Regions from separate parts of the Mus musculus genome. Here region 2 is linked to region 1. The links are chromatin loops, found by intact Hi-C in ENCODE. Cell type or tissue: heart. All regions are shown on one strand. Each heading gives the region's core, and the rest is flanking DNA. Links, peaks and the distances in the headings are about the cores only. Region 1 overlaps Ccr5 (chemokine (C-C motif) receptor 5). Region 2 has its middle 19 kb from the start of Ccr1.

Region 1 (11,125 bases), core at 1,568-9,567:
ATACTGCCCAAATTCAAAGTAAGTTACTTCCTGGTAGTGTGGTTTTTATATTAACATTCATTTTCTCTATACTTGGGGAGTGTTTTATCCAGAAAAACATAAACAGTATATTTCTTGCCTCAAGCAGTTAACTCAAGCGTTTAGCAAATGCATATGTCATACCATAGAACAGTAATTAGCACCCACTACTCATTCTTTCTGGCATTTGTGTGAACTCTAGGATTTATGGATAAATGCCTAGAAGCAGCATCTTCTATAGAGATCTTAAGCCCATGAATTAGAGAGGACCTGACTCAGTTTCACAGATTAATTCACCCCACATTGATATGGAAAGCAACATTTTATTTGATCAAATGCATCTTTGGTGAATTTCAAGCCATCTGATGATGGGAAAATTAAATGTAGAAGTCTATGCCTCAAAGACCCACTAAGTTATAAAACAATAATTGTGGTAGGCCAACAATTGCTTTAACCTTTATTAAGCATTGTCTTTTATTTATTCATAGGCTCTTGCAGGATGGATTTTCAAGGGTCAGTTCCGACCTATAGCTATGACATCGATTATGGTATGTCAGCACCCTGCCAAAAAATCAATGTGAAACAAATTGCGGCTCAGCTCCTGCCCCCACTCTACTCCCTGGTATTCATCTTTGGTTTTGTGGGTAACATGATGGTCTTCCTCATCTTGATAAGCTGCAAAAAGCTGAAGAGCGTGACTGATATCTACCTGCTCAACCTGGCCATCTCTGACCTGCTCTTCCTGCTCACACTACCATTCTGGGCTCACTATGCTGCAAATGAGTGGGTCTTTGGGAACATAATGTGTAAAGTATTCACAGGGCTCTATCACATTGGTTATTTTGGTGGAATCTTCTTCATTATCCTCCTGACAATTGATAGGTACTTGGCTATTGTCCATGCTGTGTTTGCTTTAAAAGTCAGAACGGTCAACTTTGGGGTGATAACAAGTGTAGTCACTTGGGCGGTGGCTGTGTTTGCCTCTCTCCCAGAAATAATCTTTACCAGATCTCAGAAAGAAGGTTTTCATTATACATGCAGTCCTCATTTTCCACACACTCAGTATCATTTCTGGAAGAGTTTCCAAACATTAAAGATGGTCATCTTGAGCCTGATCCTGCCTCTACTTGTCATGGTCATCTGCTACTCAGGAATTCTCCACACCCTGTTTCGCTGTAGGAATGAGAAGAAGAGGCACAGGGCTGTGAGGCTCATCTTTGCCATCATGATTGTCTACTTTCTCTTCTGGACTCCCTACAACATTGTCCTCCTCCTGACCACCTTCCAGGAATTCTTTGGACTGAATAACTGCAGTAGTTCTAATAGACTAGACCAGGCCATGCAGGCAACAGAGACTCTTGGAATGACACACTGCTGCCTAAACCCTGTCATCTATGCCTTTGTTGGAGAGAAGTTCCGGAGTTATCTCTCAGTGTTCTTCCGAAAACACATGGTCAAACGCTTTTGCAAACGGTGTTCAATTTTCCAGCAAGACAATCCTGATCGTGCAAGCTCAGTCTATACCCGATCCACAGGAGAACATGAAGTTTCTACTGGTTTATGACCTGGTTGACTTTTGTGTATCACGTAGTTTTTCTATGCAGCTTGGGAGTAGGAATGGTTCTTTTAAAAAAAGAAATTAGTATCATAGAGGGCCCAAGATACATGCATCTTTTTGATATTTATTTTTAGATAGATTGGGTCTTTTAAAACTGAATGGGGAGGTTGGGGTGGAGGAGCAGGGAGAACGAGTCTTTTATCAGGGCCGGGAAATATGCACAAAGAGACTTGAGGCAGGTGCCATGACCCATATGCAAAGGGACGGACACAGGGCCGATGCTGTGGCCTAGAGATGACGTGTCTCACCGCTGGGTTCCTGAAAGGCGGCTGTAAATATGCCTGATTGCCATAAAGTCGCTTCTTGCTGTCTATGGATGTGCCTGACTGCCAACAGGGAAGAACCACTTCTGCCTATAAAACGTAGAGTCAGCAGAACTTGGGGTAAATCGGAGTTAGAGGTGCATAAGAACCCCTAGGCTTAGTTAGGTTGAAATACCCATTGAGGAAACAGCAAATACAAAGGAAGAATAAAGAGTTTAGCCGGGAAGGTAGTCTCATTTTACAGCCGGAATATAATGTTATCTCAGGCTAGCATTTTGTTCCTGCCTTCAGACCTAAATCCTACCACACCGGGACTGTGAAACACCTGGATTATGAATCATGAGCCTGAGGTCTAGGAATAATAATAACGTTTGTGATTTTAGATGAGGGCTGTTTCCATAGTTTGAAGCCAGAACTTTATCATCTTGAGCAGAAGCTCCAAGAGATGAGGAAAGAGCACCAATTTTTCTCTAATTTACTTAGCAGTCATCATCTCTGGAAGATTCATTTTAGAAACAAGTTGTTGTGCCCCTCAGAAGCCATGAGAGTATAACGACTGCTCTCTGTGTTCCAGGCTGAGTATGAGGACTTCAGTCACACTTTCCAGATGGCTTCTCCACACAAACAATGCTAAGTTTGGCCATTTCAGAGGTTTAGGATTTTTTGTTGTTTTTGCAGTTGATATTTTGAATTTTAGAGCAGTTGAGATCTTCCTAGTGAAGGCTAGAGGAGGAAAGAAAGGGGTTAGAATCTCTCAGGAGATTAAAGTTTCTGCCTAACAAGAGGTGTTACTGGTTTTTCTCAAGCTCCGATTGTGAAACCAGAGGCCTGGGACTGTCAGCAGGAAGTGAGCATTTGCTTTTTTCTTCCTTGTGATCCACATTCCTCCCCCACTCTGTTGCTCAGACTGGCGTCAAGCTCACGATCCTCCTGCTTACATCTCAAGTTCTGAGATTACAAGTATATGTGAACATATCCAGCGGTTATTTTATTCATTAGCATATAGAAAGTTATACGTTCTTTGAAGATAATGAGTCTTATAAAAAGTGCTTTGTAAAAAAAATTGCATTTTATACTTTCAATCAAGTGTACATTTAGTGAGTAGTACGTAAAATTATGAGAGTATTTTGTAAGTAGTTGTTTTGGAGAACGCCCCCAATAATACTTGTTTAAATATAGCGTTCTTGGATTAAGTGGGTGGTGGTGATGATAATATTTCCTTGAAAGTATTTTTAGCCGTTAACTTTCTTCCTTAAACAATTTTTCATAATAATTTGTTCTTAAAGATGTTATGTCCAAGCATGCAGTTTCGGAGCAGTGTTGCTTTGAAAGAGTGTAAATTTTAAATTGTGCTTACTCTCAATCAAAAGAGTTTTAACATATTTACGAATTTATTTCAGAAGTCAAGAATCTGGTTGAAAATAAAGATATGCAACTTTATGGTCTGGTATTTGAGTGGGAGTCAGAGAGGGTGAGGCCTTTCTCTCTCTCTCTCTCTCTCTCTCTCTCTCTCTCTCTCAAGTGTGTTAATAATTTCAGTAATGGAAATTCTATAACACTGGGATTTCTGTGCACATGTTTCTTGTCCAGAGAGAGGATAGATCCTCCAAGGAGAGTCTGGAACAATGCTGATTTTCAGTCTGCTACAGCCCCAGCTTCCAAAGAGGGTGTGCAAAGATGTTCGGGCTATTAATGCTCCTAATGAAAGAGACAAACGAGCAGGAAGTAAAATGGGCTCTGAGTGGTTTAGTAACTTCTCACCAGATTCAAAGGGTTGCTTTTCATCTCTTAGATTTGAAGGTAGAAAGTGTTAAAGAAGAGTGGAAGGCAGCTGGGCTTAGGAGAAAGGAGTCAGGGGAAGGGAGCCCTCTATCTGCTATGATAAAGCCAGCTTTTGTGGGGATGAGGGAAAGTGTGTTAATAACTTATCTTGTGGCTGTGACAAAATATCTGACAAAGGCAGCTTAAAGAAGAAAGTTTTACGGTTGTTGGTAGTTTGATGGAATACATTCTACCGTGGTGTGTTAGGAGTGTGAGCTTGGTGGTAATGTCACATCTACATCCAGGAAGCAAAGAATTGAATGCTGGTGTCAGCTCTCTTTCTCCTCTTTATTCAGTCCAATTCCCCAGTCCATAAAATGGTGTTGTTCATATTCAGGGTGGGTCTTCTCTCCTTGGCTAATCCTTTGTGGAAACATCCTCATAGGTACAGACAGAAATGTTTATCCTAGGTAGTTCTAAATCCAGTAAAGCAATCAATCAATACTAACCACTACAAAAGCTCTCTCTCTCTCTCTCTCTCCCTCTCTCTCTCTCTCTTTCTCTCTCTCCCTTTTTTTATGGCTGATGTACACACTCCTTCTTACCTTGCCATATGTTAGATGAATTTACAAAGAAAAACCACTTGAGGTATTGTATAACTATGTATATATTTTCTTTCATAATTTAAAAAATACTTTAATGTTCCATTTGGCTCCATATTGTTACTTTTTCGATGAATTATAATTTCTGTGTTATTATAATTCTGTAATACCTCAAGAGCTTATTTTGTTTTAAAAATAGGGGATTTTGTTTGTCTATTTTGAGAGTTTCTTCTGTAGTCCAGGCTGCCCTGGAACTTCCTCTGTAGATCAGGCTGGCCTCAAATATGAAATATGCCCGCCTCTGCTTCCAAATTGCTTGGATTAAAGGTGTGCACTACCATTACCTGGCTCAAAGATGAGTTTTAAAGCATACATAGTGAAAAATAACCCCTTTTCCTGATTGAGCCAAGCTATCAAAACTGCAAATAACCTAGGCTATATTGATTCTATACTGCCCTCCAGTGGCCAACTAGCAAATAACAAAGATGTTTGGCAACCAGCATGGACCACATCATACAAATAAGGAGTATGGCTTCACTGAATTTTTTACTGTTTGTGTCTTTAATTCCAGTGTGGACAGAGGCATATCCAGAGCAGCTCAGGGTATTTGACACACAGCTCTTTCTCACTGCTTCTGAAGAACAGGAAGAGCCCCAGTTGAGGATACAAGTTGACACTTTGAAATAATGGTTTCAGGTGGATCTGCAGAATGCTGGAGCCCAGACCTTGAAAAGGCTCGGGAAATTACTTATAAACAGGTATTTTCACATGCATGAAGTGCCCCAGACTCTCCTTGCATTTCACTCTAACCCTGCATATCCCAAGTGTTTGCAGTGTTCCAATATAGTTGAAAGGCAGGTGGCTTTCTTTGATTCTTTTTATTCTCTTTTCTTCATTACCATTATTATTCCATCCACACGGATGAAACATTCTTACAAAACTATACACCTTTAAAATGGAAAAGCTGTTGAGGATCACTCAGTCCAGGTGCCTCTCTCTGTAGGTGAAAAGCAGAGTCTACTCCACACTCTCAAAGAGGGTTTCAGAGGACTCAAGAATTAGCAAGTTTTGACAGTGTTTTCCAATCTCAGTGTGCAGTCGGTGATAAGCCATTGAACGAGTGGGTGGGGAGAGGGTCTGATACCACTTACAATCATGCCTAGATAAATTCAGGAGATGAGTTTACAATTAATGAAGGCTACATTCTAGTCCTGGCTTCATCTTAGCTACACTTTGAAATGACACGGGAAGTTGACACCAAGTCTCACTACAATTCTACACTGAACAACTCTCTTTAATCAACCCACATGTACCTGTGTTTCTAACTCTTAGGAATTCCCCAGGTGGTTCTCAAAATAGCCAAGTTTGAGACACTGGTAGTGAAAACTGGGTTGAAGTCTGTCATACTGGATATGATGTTTGGAATCTGAGCTTTGTCACACAGTGTGAGGGTTTGGAGAATGAAGAAGATCATGACCTGGTCAGGCAAGGTTAATTCGGAAAAAGTTGAAAAGTTAGCATTCAGAGAGTAACTTTTAGATGGCCTGGCACCTAATTTAAATGTGTGCACATATATGCATGAAACAAAGCTTGGCTTGCATTAGTTACTTTTGTGTCTCTGTGACCATAGTACTCAGCTAAAACAACTGAAGGAAAGAGTTTACTTTGGCTCATAGCTTTAGTTCATTATGGGGAAGTCATAGCATTGTATCAAAGTACATGGGTATGTATACCAGAGACTGTTCATGTTACAGACGTCCAGAAAGCAGAGTCCAGAAGCAGGGGCAAGCTATAACTTTCAAAGGATCATCCCTAGTGCCTTCAAGCCAGCCAGACTTCACCTCCTAAAGAATCTATGGGCTTACCAATAGTGCCAGTCTGGACATATTTTGCTATACACAAAACATGACCCTGTGAGGGATATTTCTGAAAGACAGATATAAGTTGCTCTTTTTGTTTTGAGTCAAGACAACATCCCCTCTTGAAACTAAGTATCACTGAACATAATGCAGCTAAGTTTAAAAATAAAAACATCGTGGAAATGCTTCAGGATAGTCTATATTTACCAGAAAATTCTACCAGGATTTTTCTACTTACATTTATTTCCATTATCTTAGATTACTCAAAAAATATCCTATAAAGAAGTTATAATGTTTTCTCAATATATAATCAAATCAATCATCTGTTAATGGGACAGCTCAGTCTTTCCTGCATGGTAAAAACCAAACTCTGGGATGAGAAGGTAAGAACTTAAAATTCATATTGGCCTGAATATCATGTTGAAGCAGTGGGAGCTTAGGAAGTAATCTGAGTTCTTATAGCCTTTTGTTCCTTTTGGTAATTTGAAGACTACTAATATCAGCAGACAGGGATGTTTTGGATAGAAAATATCTATACTAGGCTGCACAATAGAATTTTCCTAACATCATGCTTTCTTTCTATATCTTCTAATATGGTAGCATATTACATGAATGTAGAATGTGGCTAATGTGGGTTATATATTATTTTTAATTTTAATGTGGCCAGGATTATTATATTGAATATTCCAAGTCTGGTGTGCATAAAATAGTATAGTTTGACTTGTGTTTAGTCATTACAGTATTGAGCTAACTATGAAAGCATACTATTTTTAAGCCTTGACTTTTTTCTCTGTAATTGAGTATAATAATATCTATCTATCTATCTCATAGTTTTGATTAGAGGGTAACTAAGATATTGCATGATAAGACCTTAAGATAGTGTCACCTAGTTCACAGACATCCTTGTAAATATTTGCTATTGTAAAAATTTTCTGAGAATGTCTATTTTTTTTTATCTTGAAGCAAATAAGGCACATAAGACACTAAATGACTCTGTGTAAACTGACTTATGGTGTAGCTCAATGAGATCATTAGCCTTTAGAGTGAGGTTTCAATCATCTACCAGTTATAACCATGCAAGGACATACACTTTAGAATCTAATATTAGTATCCAATTCAATAACTTTCAGGCATACTCAAGATATGTAGAATTTATTGTTTTTGTTCTGTGCTCCCTAATTTTATTTCTTCCTTATTTAACCCACTGTTGATTCTCCTAGAGTAGTTATTCTCAATGAGAGGATGGTAATACCCTCAGGGGGTATCCAGAAATTTCTAGAGACATTTTGGTAGCTGAACTGAGAGACTTGTTACTAATAGGATCTCACAGATGAAGTCAAGGATGCTATTTAACATTCTACAATATACACCATAATTCATTTTGTAAAAGTTTTTATCATTCTGACAAAGTGCATGAGCAAAACAACTTTAAGGAGGAAAGATTTATTTTGGTTCAGAGATTCAGAAGTTAGTCCATCATGGCAGAAAGATAGTGTTAGAGCAGAACAGCTAACATCATGGTGCTCGGAAAACAGAGAAAAATTGGCTACTTTGGTTGTTTTTCTCTTTTCCCCCTTTTATTCTATCTAGGCTTTTAACCTGTAAATGGTGCTACTACTTTCAGGACAGATCTTCCCCCTTTAGATAAGTCTCTCTATAAACACCTTCACAGACTTACCTAGAGAAGAGCTTTATTGTGTTCTTCTAGGTACTTCTCAATCCAATCAAGCTGGTGGACAAGATAAATCACACTACTCCACTATAAGAACTTATTAAATCCAGAGTATCCACAGAAACATGATTGAAAGCCCTTTTACAGTGTTCTCAGCTAACCATAGCCACATGAAAGAAGGCTCTCCAAAAAGAGGAGACTTGTATGGGCTCTGGCTGATTTCTGTGGTTGATTTTATACTCATAATATGTCCTTGGTTTTTTTGATTGACTACAGGAGACTCAGACTGTCTCCAGACTCTTTATTTTAATCTACATGTCCATTGCCTTTCTTCATGAGTTGTTCCAGGACTGTGAATAAGTGGTTTTGATGAGCATTTGTAGCCTCTACCCTAACTGGCAAGTGCTAGACTGCTAGAACCCAGCCTAGTATCACAGTTCCCTGAGAAGGGCAGCAAGGGTGGCATTGGTGATCCCAGAGCCAAAACCTTCTTACTTTTGGCAATTTAACTGTTACTTTAACTCTTTGCTGTTCTGTGGCCCAAAGCCACTGGCTTCTGGCAATTTAACTCCTCCTGATAGCAGCTGGGGGGTGGGAGAGAGGTGGGGGGAGGGGAGTGGTGGAAAGAAATTTAATTACTTTGGTTCTTTTCTCTGTAATCAGGTCTCTTGCTGGCCTGATCACATGAGCCAGAGAGGAGAGGAAAGGAAAGGAAAGGAAAGGAAAGGAAAGGAAAGGAAAGGAAAGGAAAGGAAAGGAAAGGAAAAAGGAAAGGAAAAAGGAAAGGAAAAAGGAAAGGAAAAAGGAAAGGAAAAAGGAAAGGAAAAAGGAAAGGAAAAAGGAAAGGAAAAAGGAAAGGAAAAAGGAAAGGAAAAAGGAAAGGAAAAAGGAAAGGAAAAAGGAAAGGAAAAAGGAAAGGAAAAAGGAAAGGAAAAAGGAAAGGAAAAAGGAAAGGAAAAAGGAAAGGAAAAAGGAAAGGAAAAAGGAAAGGAAAAGGAAAGGAAAAAGGAAAGGAAAAAGGAAAGGAAAAAGGAAAGGAAAAAGGAAAGGAAAAAGGAAAGGAAAAAGGAAAGGAAAAAGGAAAGGAAAAAGGAAAGGAAAAAGGAAAGGAAAAAGGGAAGGAAAAAGGGAAGGAAAAAGGAAAGGAAAAAGGAAAGGAAAAAGGAAAGGAAAAAGGAAAGGAAAAAGGAAAGGAAAAAGGGAAGGAAAAAGGGAAGGAAAAAGGGAAGGAAAAAGGAAAGGAAAAAGGAAAGGAAAAAGGAAAGGAAAAAGGAAAGGAAAAAGGAAAGGAAAAAGGAAAGGAAAAAGGAAAGGAAAGGAAAAAGGAAAGGAAAGGAAAGGAAAGGAAAGGAAAGGAAAGGAAAGGAAAGGAAAGGAAAGGAAAGGAAAGGAAAGGAAAAAATAGAGAGAGAAGGAAAGAAAGGCACACATGCAGACATACATGCATACTGGATCAAGCAGAGAAGGGTAAATGACTGCTTTATTGTAGTTGCTCTTAGTTTTTATACAGTCTCAGGATAATTGATCATATACGTTTTGTTTGTTTGGTTGTTTTTTTTTAAAGGCATAAGTTCATGTCATAGGTCACCAAGGCTTAAGGAGTTACAGCGGAATTGTTTACATGTATTTTCATTAAGACTACTTCCTGACTAACCATTCATGATATTTTACTAGTTCCTTAACTTCATTATAAGTTTAAAGCAATAATTTTTATGTCATGTTAGTATGGTTTTGTCAAAAGACAAATCATCTGCCTTGTGTCTTATTATTTTGAAGTCTTGTATATATAGATTAATCCATCATTTATTTTCTGTCCTTGTATCTACAATAAATTGACCATTCCCAGATTTTGACCTTTAGTTACCAGATAGTGGCCTCATTCCCGACCTAGAAGGAATGTTTCCTTGATAAATTTCCTTGTAAATTTGTTCCAAGCTTGCTTTCTTTTCCTAGTGCAATTAGCCTGTGACACATGAAGGTTTACAGAACTCTATTTGCAACTTTGATTCTATAGGGGACTTGAGATTACTTGCATCAGTTTATGAGTTCTAAAAAAATCATTATCAGGAATTTGAAATCATCATCTCATCTACACAGAATTTCTACATGAAAGTACATGGTCAGATTGATTCTACAGGAAATCTGCTCAACAGAGTGGGCTGATGATCAGGAATCATTAGGCTACGTAATAGTGGCAAGATAGGACTATTAGAAGCAAGAAGCAATGCTGGGATGAAGTCTCTGAGGACCCTGCAACCCAGAACACACCCATCAACAGCTTTGTAAAATATAGGGCCATCTCAAGAAAACTCACTTGCTGAAGCCTTTCATAGATGGCATCTGACACTAGAAATCATTCTTAGTTTGTATATGCATAAGATTGGGTTAAATCTCTTACACAAAGTATAAATAAAAGTATATCTGTAGAAAATAGTTGGATATCCGATGGGAATTGTGTATAAACATGGAAACAACCTCAGAATGCTAAGTGGATTCTTTTTTTTTTACACTCCATATTTTATTCCCCCCATCCACCCTCTGACTCTTCCACATCCCATACTTCCTCCCCAGCCCCCCATCTCCACGTGGATGTCTCTACCCCCCACCCCACCTGAACTCTAAATTCCCTGGGGCCTCCAGTCTCTTGAGGGTTAGGTGCATCATCTCTGAATGAACACAGACCCAGGAAGTCCTCTACTGTATGTGTGTCAGGGGCCTCATATCTGCTGGTGTATGCTGTCTGTTTGATGGTCCAGTGTTTGAGAGATCTTGGGGGTCCAGGTTAATTGAGACTGTTGGTCCTCCTACAGGATTGCCCTTCTTCACTTTTTTCAACCTTACCTAATTCAACCACAAGGGTCAGCTGCTTCTGTCCATTGGTTGGGTGTAAATATCTGCATCTGACTCCTTCAGCTGCTTGTTGGATCTTTAGGAGGGCAGTCATACTAGGTTACTTTTTGTGAGTGCTCCATAGCCTCAGTAATAGTGTCAGGCCTTGGGACCTCCCCTTGAGCTGTATCCCACTTTGGGCCTGTTGCTGGACCTTCTTTTCCTCAGGTTCCTCTCCATCTCCATCCCTGTAATTCTTTCAGACAGGAACAACTATGGGTCAGAGATATGACTGTGGGATGACAACCCCATCCCTCACTTGATGTCCTGTCTTCCTGCTGGAGGTGGGTTCTATAAGCTCCCTCTCCAAACTGTTGGGCATTCCATCTAAGATCCCTCCCTTTGAGTCCTGAAAGCCTGTCACCTCCCAGGTCTCTGGTGCCTTCTGGAGGGTCCCCCCTCCAACCTCCTATTTCCTAAGGTTGCCTGTTTCCATTCTTTCT
Region 2 (11,125 bases), core at 1,802-9,801, 180 kb before region 1:
TAGCTGATTTCACTGGATCAGCACAAGATTGCATGCAGATGAGAGTACAGCTAAGAGTAAGAAGAAAGTTCTGGCCAGGTGCACACCTTTAATCCCAGAACATAGGAGTCAGAGGCAGGCAGATCTTAGAGTTAAACCTGGTCTACAGAGTGAGTTCCAGGACAGCCAAGGATACATAGATAAACATTGTCTCAAAAACAAAACAGAAAGAAGGAGAACAAGGAGGAGGAGGAAGAGGAGGGTGAGGAGGAAGAGGAAGAGGAGAAGGAGAAGGAGGAGGAGGGTGAGGAGGAGGAGGAGAAGAAGAAGGAGAAGGAGGAGGAGAAGAAGAAGAAGAAGAAGAAGAAGAAGAAGAGGAAGAGGAAGAGGAGGAGGAGGAGGAGTCCACAACTTTTTATTAACATAGAATCATCCATCTTTTTTATTAAGTATATTTTGACAAAAAATTATCAAGTTAAAAAGGCCATTCTTGCCCTTGGCAAAACAGTGCTACACAAAACAAACTCAGAGTTAGGCAGAGAAGTTGAGAACATCGGAGCTCTGACTGTGGTGATACTCAGAGTAAAAGAATATTCTGGAGCATTTGCCTTTGCTTGGGGGAGACCAGAGATGCCCACATGTCTCTCAGCCCAACTCTCAGTGTTTGACATTAATTACTCTGGGAGCTGGGAACACAAAAAGACCAACCTAGGGAAAATGGCAAATCAGAGAACCCAGGGCTCTTACAGAGCACTCTTGAGAACACAAGTGGGATGATCCTGTGGCCTGGGGTTTCAGAGACACTCCCAACCCTGTCCAGGGTATGTTTAGTAAGAAGGCCTGGCCAGGCATAGAGAAACTGTGTTCTAGTTGACTGTAGAACAGTCCACTTGCAAAATATATGGTTTGGAGCAACATGAAGGAATCTGAGAAAGAATTTGTAAGCAAGAACCCTGGTAGGAAAGGCCAAATCGTGAAAGGGTTTGCATGGAGTTCATATCCATTACATGAACCCAGGTGTTGCCACTTTTCTGGTCTTATTTTCCACACATCCTCACAGCCAATCCCTCCTCTATCCACACTGGTCTCCTTGCTGTTCTTCAAGTGTCTTTCCACCTTAGGACCTTTGTACTAGTCCTTCTCCCTAATCACATTGCCCTCCCCCCAGGCAAATGCATGGCCTTGTTTTTCTTTTTCTCGGGTCTCTGACTGATTTGCAGGGTTCTCTGCATGGCTGGTATTTCTAGGTTATTACATTTTGTTCAAACAATTGAAAACATAGTGCAAGTGATTTTATTCAGAAACAAAGTACAGAGTCCATACAGTGCAAGGAAGCAATTGTGTCTAAGGAAGCATCCAGCTCAAGAGTGCTTGGTTATTACTTGGGTTTTTCTTCTGAAGGTCTAGGAGAAAGAAGAGTTCATTGCTAAGGATTGGGTGTGAGTGATTTTCTGTTTAAACTGACAGGCGTGGACTATGTAAGTCTTTGTTCACTGAACATGTCATTTCCCATGATGCATCTTATTTTAATCATGACTATTATGCATAAGAATAACATGGAATATAGGGGTTATCTCAAAAAATTCTCTGATTGGATACAGCTCATCTTTTGTGCGTACAATAAAAACTAGTCCAGGCTGGACTGATTCAAAAACTACTGATTCATTATCCTTGCTTCTCTGATATATTCCAGAGTATGTTTGGCCATAAAAGGGTGTTATTAACGTTTACTAGGGGTTTATAGGTTAGGATGGGCTGTTGCTTCATTTGGAGAGGAACATGAATACAGCTCAGTACAGGTAGGACCCTTGGCTGTTAAGCAATCACACTGCTTTCCTGTTTCAAAACATTGTGAGATAGAGTGTTAGTCAGATTTTTGTCACTGGGATGAATACAAGCATAACAATCTAAGAGGAGGAAAGAAGTGTTTTGTCTCATGGTTTTAGAAGTTTTAGTCCATGGTTACTAGCTCTGTTGTTTTTGGCCAAGAGAACATCATGCTACAAGGGGCTAGTATGAGGCATTGTTCACCTCATAGTAGCCAGGAAGTAGAGCAACAGAAAGAAAAGGGTCAGGGATAACATATACCTTTTAAATATACACTTTCAGTGACTAGTTTCTCTTACCCAGACCCTATATCTCATTTGTCTATGTACTCATTATGAATTAATCCATTGATTATGTCAGAGCCCACATAATTCAGTCACCTGTCAGTGCTACTAGCTAGAACCAATCCTTCAACATGAGTTTTTGGGGCAGTATTGCATATCTAAATTAAAAAGGTATTGTCTGACAAATTTGGACAACATAACCAGGCTGTGGCATAGGCCTGCAATCTCAGTTATTGGGAAGGCTAAGATAGGATTGTGAGCTATGAGCTTGGATAACTTGGTAAGATGTGTCAAAATAAAAAGAAAGTAATAAGGCAACTGAAGATCTATCTCAGTGGTAGAGTGCTTTCCAAGCTTGTGTGAGGATCTGGATTCAACTTCCAGTACCTGAAAAAGGAAGGAAGGAAAGAAGGAAGGCAGGATGGAGGGAAGGTCAGATGAGGAAGAAACTCTTGTTAGATATAGTCTGCTATTCTGCTACTTCCTTGTTCTTTGTCTTTTAATTTTGTCTTAAGATTCTTCTAGCATTTATTTTCTATCTTATCTTGATATCTAGTAAAATATAAGCTCTGAGAAGTGCAAGATACTGCTTTTTGTTGTTGGTCTAACAGGTAGAATCTATTTAGCAATCCATTTATCACATCAAGAGTAGCTTCTGAGACAGTACTTAATAAAATTTTGTGGAATAAGAGTAGAATTTAGTCAAATTGGAAGGAATTTTGGATTAGAGAGGGACAGTCAGATTCTTATTTTAGTCAGTTCTGTTTGGCTATTGGAGAGACGATGAGGACAACAGACTTGACAAGGAAGGCCCCAAAGCCATGTATCTGGGCTAATGTAGTGGAGTGCGGAGAAGGGAAGAACAGAGAAGGAGCTCCAGAGACTTTAAGAAGGAGGTGCAATTGCCTGATCTAAGTGGGTGTGGGATATAAGGAATAACTAGACTGTTGATTTGGGAATCTGGATGCTGGAGCCCTGATCAGGGTCAGAGGATACTGGGGAAGAGCCAATGCAAGAGAAATGACAATGACTTCGGTGACATTGCAACCATTGCAGTCCCTGTGTGGCTGAACTTACTAAGGGAAGTGTGTGTGATGAAGACACAGGAAGGCAGGGAGCAGAGGGCTCACCAGGATGGGTAGAGGAGATGCAAAAATAAAGAGCCACAGCAGAATGAAAGACAGGAGGGATAATGCTCTGATAATCTGAGAAAAACAGATCTATGACGTTTAAATGTGCGTTGTAACCTTCAAATTGCCCTCAGAGTGCCTAGCTGAGTGATGGGAATATCCATGTGCCATCACATGGAGGCAGAGAGTTGACAACACTCTGTAAAGAACAAGGATGTGGGAAGAGACACAGAGGGAGGCAAGGTGAGCAGGAACTTAGGAAGGAGGTTTATCTGATTCCAAAGCTATTTTTCTTTCAAAAGAATTTTGCTTTTCTGAATTGTACCTTTGAGATGAAGATTTTCAAGTAGTGAATAACAAGCATGTAAGCTTTCATAGCAGTTTGATATCATAACAAGATTAGACTTTGGCACAGTACATTTCTATAGTTCTTTATCATTATTATCACATACAGAATCTAGTAATTAGCATAATCTTGATGCAGGGTCACTCTAGCATCGCAAAGACCTCTGTATGCCATGTGCTGATAAACACACTAGACTCCATTAGTTTCTTCTGAAAGCACCAGCCTGTTTTTTTTTTATCTCTCTTTGTCACATGACAATGTTATGTAAATGAAACCACAAAAAATGTTTTGAGATTGTCCCCCAGCCCAACTCTGCCCTTCAGATGCATCCAAATTATAGTGTATCCCAGTGGCCTATTCTTTATGATTGTTGGGTGAAACATTTTGGTTGGATATACAGTTTCTTATCCAAGGACATTAGGAATGGCTTCTAGTTTGATGCTATCACAAATAAAACTTCACACAGGTTTTTATTGTAAACATATGTTTCTATTCCTCTGGGACAAATGGCCAGGTTTTCAACTGTTGTGGTATTGCACATTTACTTTTTAAAGATATTGCCAGTCTTTATCATAGAGTGTGCTGTGCACACTTTAATTTTCACCAGCACTTTTGTGACCCAGGATGTAAAATGGAGCTGCACTTCCCTAGTGGCTGGTGCTTCTGAACATGTTTTATTGTATATAGTGGTTTTCTTTATGGTTTCTCTTTCAACTTTTAATTGTATCACCATGTGCATATGATGTGAGTACAGGCACATGTATACCATGGCATAGAGGTCAGAGGACAACTTCATGGAATTGGTTCTCTTCTACCATGGATGGAACTCAGGTTGTCAGGCCTGCATGACATGTGCTTTTACCTGCTGAGCCATCTTTTCAGCCCATTTATGGATTCTTCGGTGAAATATTTTTATATATTTTTCTTGTTTTCTAATTGGATTTGTAAATGTTAAACTTTAAAAAGAATATTTTGCTTTATGGTGATGGGAATTGAACCCAGAGCCTTACACATGCCAGACAAGTATCTATCACTGAGCCACACTCTCAGCCCTAATATTAAGTATTGAGAGGTCTTTATGTATTGAAAATAAATGTTTTTAGATAAGTGGTTTACAAATTTTCTCTCAAACTAAAAAAGTTTTGATTTGAATGGAATACAATTTATTTTTTGTTTCATAGAACAGTTTACATGTATGCATGCTCACACACACACACACACACACACACACACAGAGAGAGAGTGGGTTTTTTTGTTTTTTGTTTTGTTTTGTTTTGTTTTCGAGACAGGGTTTCTCTGTATAGTCCTGGCTGTCCTGGAACTCACTCTGTAGACCAGGCTGGCCTCGAACTCAGTAATCCACCTGCCTCTGCCTCTCAAGTGCTGGGATTAAAGGTGTGTGCCACCACTGCCGGGCACACACACAGTATTTTGTCTGCATGCATACATGTGCACCATATGCATATGGGTCCATTTGGTAGTGAGAAGAGGACATTATGAGTGCTTGATGCAGGTACTAGGAACTGAACTCTCAAGAACAACAAGTGTTCTTAACTGATTGGCCATCTCTCCAGCTCCTTTGCTGAGATTTTGACGCTGTATCTGTTTATCATTTGTTTTGTTTTTTTTTCACCTACATTTTGTAGTTTCATGGTTTATAGAATCAGAGAATTCTACACAAAGTTCAGAATAGGCGAACATATGACATGATGCTGAGTGAGCTTAAGCTGGTGACACAGAGTGGTTCATGTTCCCAGAAACAGGCTCTGAATGGGGTTGTGGGAGCCGAATGGGGTTGTGGGAGCTGAATGGGGTTGTGGAAGCTGAAGAGAAGGAGTAATAGGGAAGTAATGTTCAAGGGGAGCAGAGTTTCATCATGGAAAGCTAAGAAGGTTCTGAGTGGTGCTGAGGGTTGCATTTTCAACTGTACACTTGAAAATAGCTAAAATGGTAAATTCAATGGCTATTTTACCATGCAAAAATCCTGGAAATGGGCTGGGAATGTAGCTCTGATAGTAGAATGCTTGCCTAGTACGTACAACATCATGGATTTGATTCCCATCACTGCATAAAACAGATGTGTTAGTGCCGCCTGTAATCCCAGTACTCAGGAAATTGAGACAGGAAGATCAGAAATTCAAGGTCATCCTGAGTTACAAAGTAAAATTAAGGCCAGTCTGGGATACATTGTTTCAAAACAAACGAACAAGTAAACAAACACACAGACAAAAAGGGAGATGTTTCCCTCTCAGTCCCTAAAATGACAGGGCACAACGTTAGCAAACTTTGGAACATCTACATTTGTTCTCTTGAGCTCTGACAAGGATAGGAGAGCCCAGCCTAACTTGTTCCCGACCACATAGAAGTCCAGATTTGTGTCCAGCACATAACACCATATTCCTAACTAGAGTCCAGTCCTCTCAGGTAAAATTGGACAGCATGATCTGTGGTGTCTTCACATCTTTCTCTAGCAGGTTTGGCAAAACCAGAAGTTCAGTGGTTACAGAGTTAGGCTGCATTCTCCTGTGCGAGTATGTCAGTAGGAGCAGTGTGCCACAGAAGTCATTGCACTGCCTCTCAGGCTGTCAGTGGAGGTTATTGGCATGTTGGTGACATGAGCAGATAAAAACACCTGGAAGTTAATTACACAGTTGTAAAGTCAAACCCTGCTTTCCCCTGATTTCTCTTCTAAGACTTAATTACAAAGACCCTTTTCCATGGCAAACCATGACAACTGCCTGAGTATCTTTCTCCCTCTTCTTCCTCATCATTTTAGACTCCGCTGAGTATGCCCCATGTTCTAAATTTATGGATGTGAAATTTGGTTCAAATCCCATTACTAAAGTGATTTTGCAATCTTGGCAAGTGACCTTTCTACTGTCAAATTTCTTGAAGGTAATTTTTACCTTCCTCAAACTTCATCTACCCATGCTTTAAACCTCATCAGGTGGGTATCACAGCAGGAAGTTTCCCTCTGCATGTAGCACAAGAATTACATATCAGGAGATGAGGTCAGATAGTGCACTATTACATGGGCATTTTAGCCTGAGGGCTATGTGTGAAAGAGAGTGAGTGACAAGGGACAACCTGCATCTTAAAGAATGTGAAAAGACCATGCCTGCAATCCCAGCTATTGGGAGGTCAAGGTAGGGGTTTGCTGCACATTCTAGCTTAGTTTGGCTTACTTGGTGAATGTACGCTAGCCTAAACTACAATGTGGGATCTTATAAAGACAAAAACAACTCAGAGAGATAGAGGGGGAGGAAGGAGAGAGAGAGAGAGAGAGAGAGAGAGAGAGAGAGAGAGAGAGAGAGAGAGAGAGAGAGAGAGAGGAGACGAGAGAGGAGAGAGGAGAGAGGAGCATGATGGCAAAGCACAATGCCTTTCACCATGTAAAATACATCCTTGGAGTTGCTATACATGGAAGGAAGACAATTTCACATTATGTTCTCTTCCTTTTCAAGAAGTTTCTTTTATCATGAATGGCATGTTGTTTTACAATAAAATGTGTGGTTACTATAAAAGGGGAACAAGCATGAAGTTACCGGAAACACATATTCCTGCCTGTAAAGAAATCATAAGAAACACCAGAGAGAATACTTCCCCTGATTGTGAGCAATCAGGAAGGTATGCTTCAGGAAGGACTATGAGGAGAAAGCCAAGAAACTAGCTGGGCAAGCACAAGTGTCCTTGTGAAGATGAGGGCTGTGAGCATCCCTGGCTCTACCATGAAACAGGCCAAGCAAAGGTTTCTCTAGGGCAAGGTGGGCTTCAGAGATAGGAAAGTTTGAGAAGAAAACAGAACTTGTTGAGCCAGTAGATCTTGATTGAGAGACAGAATCACGGAGAGCCTATAGAACTTGATAGAGGGACAGAAGAGCTTGATAGAGGGGCTAGGAAGCCTAATGAAGGGATGGGAGAGTTGAATTCAAGGGCCTCACTTAGGTTAAACATGGGAAGACAGAGATTATGAAGGACAGTTTCAGGGCATTCACAATAGGTGGACATAGACTTCGGACCAGAGCATCAGTTAAGAGCTAGGTTTCCTGGTTTTGGTGATTATTCTGTGACTGCATGAGAATATCTTAGTAAATGTGCACTGAAGTACTGAGGAAGTTCTTAAGGGTCCAGTCCTCTAAACTTACTCTAAAACATCTCAGAAAGATAACATGTGAGAACAAAAGCAGCTTGAACTGTGTTCAAAATCTAGGCTGTAAGATGTGGGGTAGGTTCTAGTTACACCCAGGAAAGCCAACGGCCAACTGGGCCAGCAACTTCAGTAGGAGCTATGTTCGAGGATGATGACAGAGCATATGTGAGCTGAAGGAGTTACACTCTTGGAGGCTGGTGTGTGACCCTGCTGGAGAAATCCAGACAGTGTCCAAACATTGAAGTTCATACCTTATTATCAAGGTCAAGGCTTCAATGAAGATCATGTGAGAGATGAGAGTAGTTCCGGCCAGAAAGCCCCTTCAGATCCCTCCTCTATTAGGTTTGACGTACTCAAGAATTTTTTTTTTAACCTGTTCAAGTAGGATAGTCCCGTGGAACCTTTCTAGAACCTTCTAGAACCATCAGTTGATAAAACTATATAAAGGATGAATTTGTGATAAATCATTGCCAAGGGTGTTCTCTCTTGAATGAACCTTTTCAACTGTGAACAGAAAACAGGGTGTGTGAAGTAGAGAATTCAAATCTGTTTTTGCTCTTTGTTAAATGACACCAAAGAGGAGTGCTTTGATTTATTTACTTAATGTGATACCAATGAATTATTGGTGACTTGGATCTTATTATTGCTGTATTCAAACTAATTGTAAGCTACCATGTTCAGATGTCTTCCAAGAAAGGCCCTGAACCTCGTGTTGTCTTCTGAAATACTTAATTTCTTGACCTTAGAAAATGATAAGTAGCCCCCCCTCTTTGTTTTCTATCACTACTCTGTTCCTTCACTATTTTATCTTTGCCCTTTATTAAAATTTTTTCTTGCCTTGCCTTGTCTTGGCCCTTTCTCATCTTGCCACTTTAAGTCGGGATTTAGAATAACGAGCTCAAGTGAGGTATGTTTGGAAAGACAAGTGCTGGATGGACCATGAAACCAGAGAAGAAATGCCCCACCAAAATACAGACCCATGCTCAGAGCCTGCTTGGCAAATGTTTTCTTTAAACAAACAGATAGTGAATACAGGCTTCATGGACCACATATGATTTCTGTTGCATATTATTTGTTTTCTAAAAGTCATTATTAACTCCAGGTTGGTACAACAAAAGCCAACAGACAGATTTGATGTGTGGTTTGTTACCTATTGACTTCTGGCTGGTGATTACAAACTTAGGTGGCCCAATGTTAAGGTTCTCTAAGAACAGGAAATTTACATTTTATTTGAAGCCATTTGGTTACCAAAGTCCTGGCTTTTAGAAGACCATGTGGAAGTGTCTAGATATGTATGAGCAAATGTGGTACATCTGAACCTGGCTCAGTACAATGTTTTGCCCTGTGTGCTCCCCATCTTAGACCAAGACAATGCCCTCCAGTGGGATGCCAGGAACAGGTAGCTGGTATTCCTGCCTACACCTTTCTAGTCACACAGTTTTAGTGACCCTTCCTTCTGAGTGCTTTCCCAGTTGCCTCTTTCCTCATTGTCAGCTTCCAAGTTGAGTTGTTATCATTTCATCTCTTGGACTCCTCAACTTTCTTTTGACATTCATCTCCTGTATTACCTTTCTTAATACTTTTGTTTTGCATCCAAAATGACCCTTGTAAACTTGAAATCAGATTATGTCATTCCTGAATTTGACTAATTTGCTGATTGAGTTTGGTGCAGACTTAAATGTGGCTTACAAAGTCTGTTGTTGTCTGGTGTTTGCTGACCACTCCAGTCTCTTCCCTCTTCCTGCTCATTCAACCTATGCTGTGTTCCTGTCCTGTGGGCTACTTTCTGTTCCTTCAGAGAGACCAGTTATTTTTCACTTCCACATCTTTGCATCCGCTGGCCTTTCAACCTGCACATCATCTGATCTCCTAGAAGTGTCATGGACAAAGTGAAATAAATGTATTTTTCTGCCTAGGCTATCCTGCTGACTCCTGCAGGATGCATGGCCGAGCTGAATCTTTAACTTTTTATTTGAATCTTTAACTTTAACTTTTATTTGCTTTCTTCCACTGTTTGAGTTTAACATCATGCTTTTACTGATGCTACTTACTCTTTGAGGGGCCATTTTCTCCTTTACTTCACAGGATCAAAAATATAGGTTCCTTTCCAGGAGTATTCAGACATAAAGGAATGTGACTCAGATAACAAGACCAACGTTGTGCAAGCAATTACAGTGCATTCCAAGACTCTCTCATTCCTGTTTTCTTTAAATGTAGATGGTTCTATTCTTTAGGCATTGTTCCTTCTGTTCTTTCTTAATGATCCATGCAGAGTCCTCCTGTTCTTTCCCTTTTATACAGATATGTCCTCATGTGAGACCATCTCAGACTTTACTGTGCTTTACTGGGACCCACCTTCGTGTCTAATCACTTTGAGGAATGGTTTCCAGGGAATTTTGTGTTACTTTCATTTCTAGGGTGTTGACCTTTTGCTTTATCAGGGAAGTAAATAAATAAAGCTCAGCAATGCCTGCAAAATTTGAAATAATGTGTCTTAGTCAAGGTTTCTATTCCTGCACAAACATCATGACCAAGAAGCAAGTTGGGGAGGAAAGGGTTTATTCGGCTTACACTTCCATGCTGCTGTTCATCACCAAGGAAGTCAGGCTGGAACTCAAGCAGGTCAGGAAGCAGGAGCTGATGCAGAGGCCATGGAGGGATGTGCTTTACTGGCTTGCTTCACCTGGCTTGCTCAGCCTGCTCTCTTATAGAACCAAGACTACCAGCCCAGAGATGGTCCCACCCACAAGGGGCCTTTCCCCCTTGATCACTAATTGAGAAAATGCCTTACAGTTGGATCTCATGGAGGCATTTCCTCAACTGAAGTTCCTTTCTCTGTGATAACTCCAGCTGTGTCAAGTTGACACAAAACTAGCCAGTACATTATAGAAATTACTTTATAGTCCTTTACAAAATAGTGTGCCATGTATCATATACTATCAATTTTGAAAAGGAAAACACGTGGGAACAGTAATGCAGAGATAAATGGTAAAGGTTAGGGAAGGTTCAGAAGATCTTCACAGACCAGGCCGCTGAACCAAGACTAAGAGATGAAATTTGAGAGAAAAGAAAGTAAATTAACCCTTTTGTTCATGAACTAGCCATACAAAAGAACCAGAAAGTAAGAACTAAGATGGATAGCAGTTCAAAGGAAACTGTGTAGTGACCAGGTAGTAAGTAGGAAAGTCAGTTAAGTCAATCAGAACCAGTTCTGAGACACGAGCTAGAAACTGAACACTAGCATCTGATTATCTCTGGGCATAGAAAATAAGTGACTTGGGTATCCAACACTTCAGAATTAAAGCAGCTCTGTGGATATGTTACATCTCAGTGAGACCAACATGACTACTATACAAAGAATCTAGCAACTTAATTTCACCTAGTACCTTCCCATTGCTTACAGATATAG

The links. Peaks named below come from ENCODE experiments on the same cell type or tissue, not always from the same donor. Only the 100,000 strongest peaks of a DNase experiment are listed, where the experiment ranks them.
Region 2: a loop joins it to region 1, with 2.5 times the contacts of the local background. A loop is called at or near these places in 3 of 42 quality-filtered maps.

Annotation. Positions count from the first base shown.
Region 1 is chr9:124,123,845-124,134,969 of GRCm38, forward strand. Ccr5 (chemokine (C-C motif) receptor 5) reads left to right here. Exons shown (of 2, transcript NM_009917.5): 2 at 507-3,339. The coding sequence starts at 518. The coding sequence ends at 1,582. Among named protein-coding and RNA genes, the nearest start is that of Ccr5, 7.9 kb to the left of the region's middle. In heart, for the core only: CTCF peaks have their summits at 4,724 (motif pointing left) and 4,925; DNase peaks (open chromatin) are centred at 1,917 and 2,757; H3K27ac peaks cover 1,223 bases.
Region 2 is chr9:123,944,246-123,955,370 of GRCm38, forward strand. No RefSeq gene overlaps it. Among named protein-coding and RNA genes, the nearest start is that of Ccr1, 19 kb to the right of the region's middle. In heart, for the core only: no CTCF peak of the experiment used is centred there; a DNase peak (open chromatin) is centred at 5,376.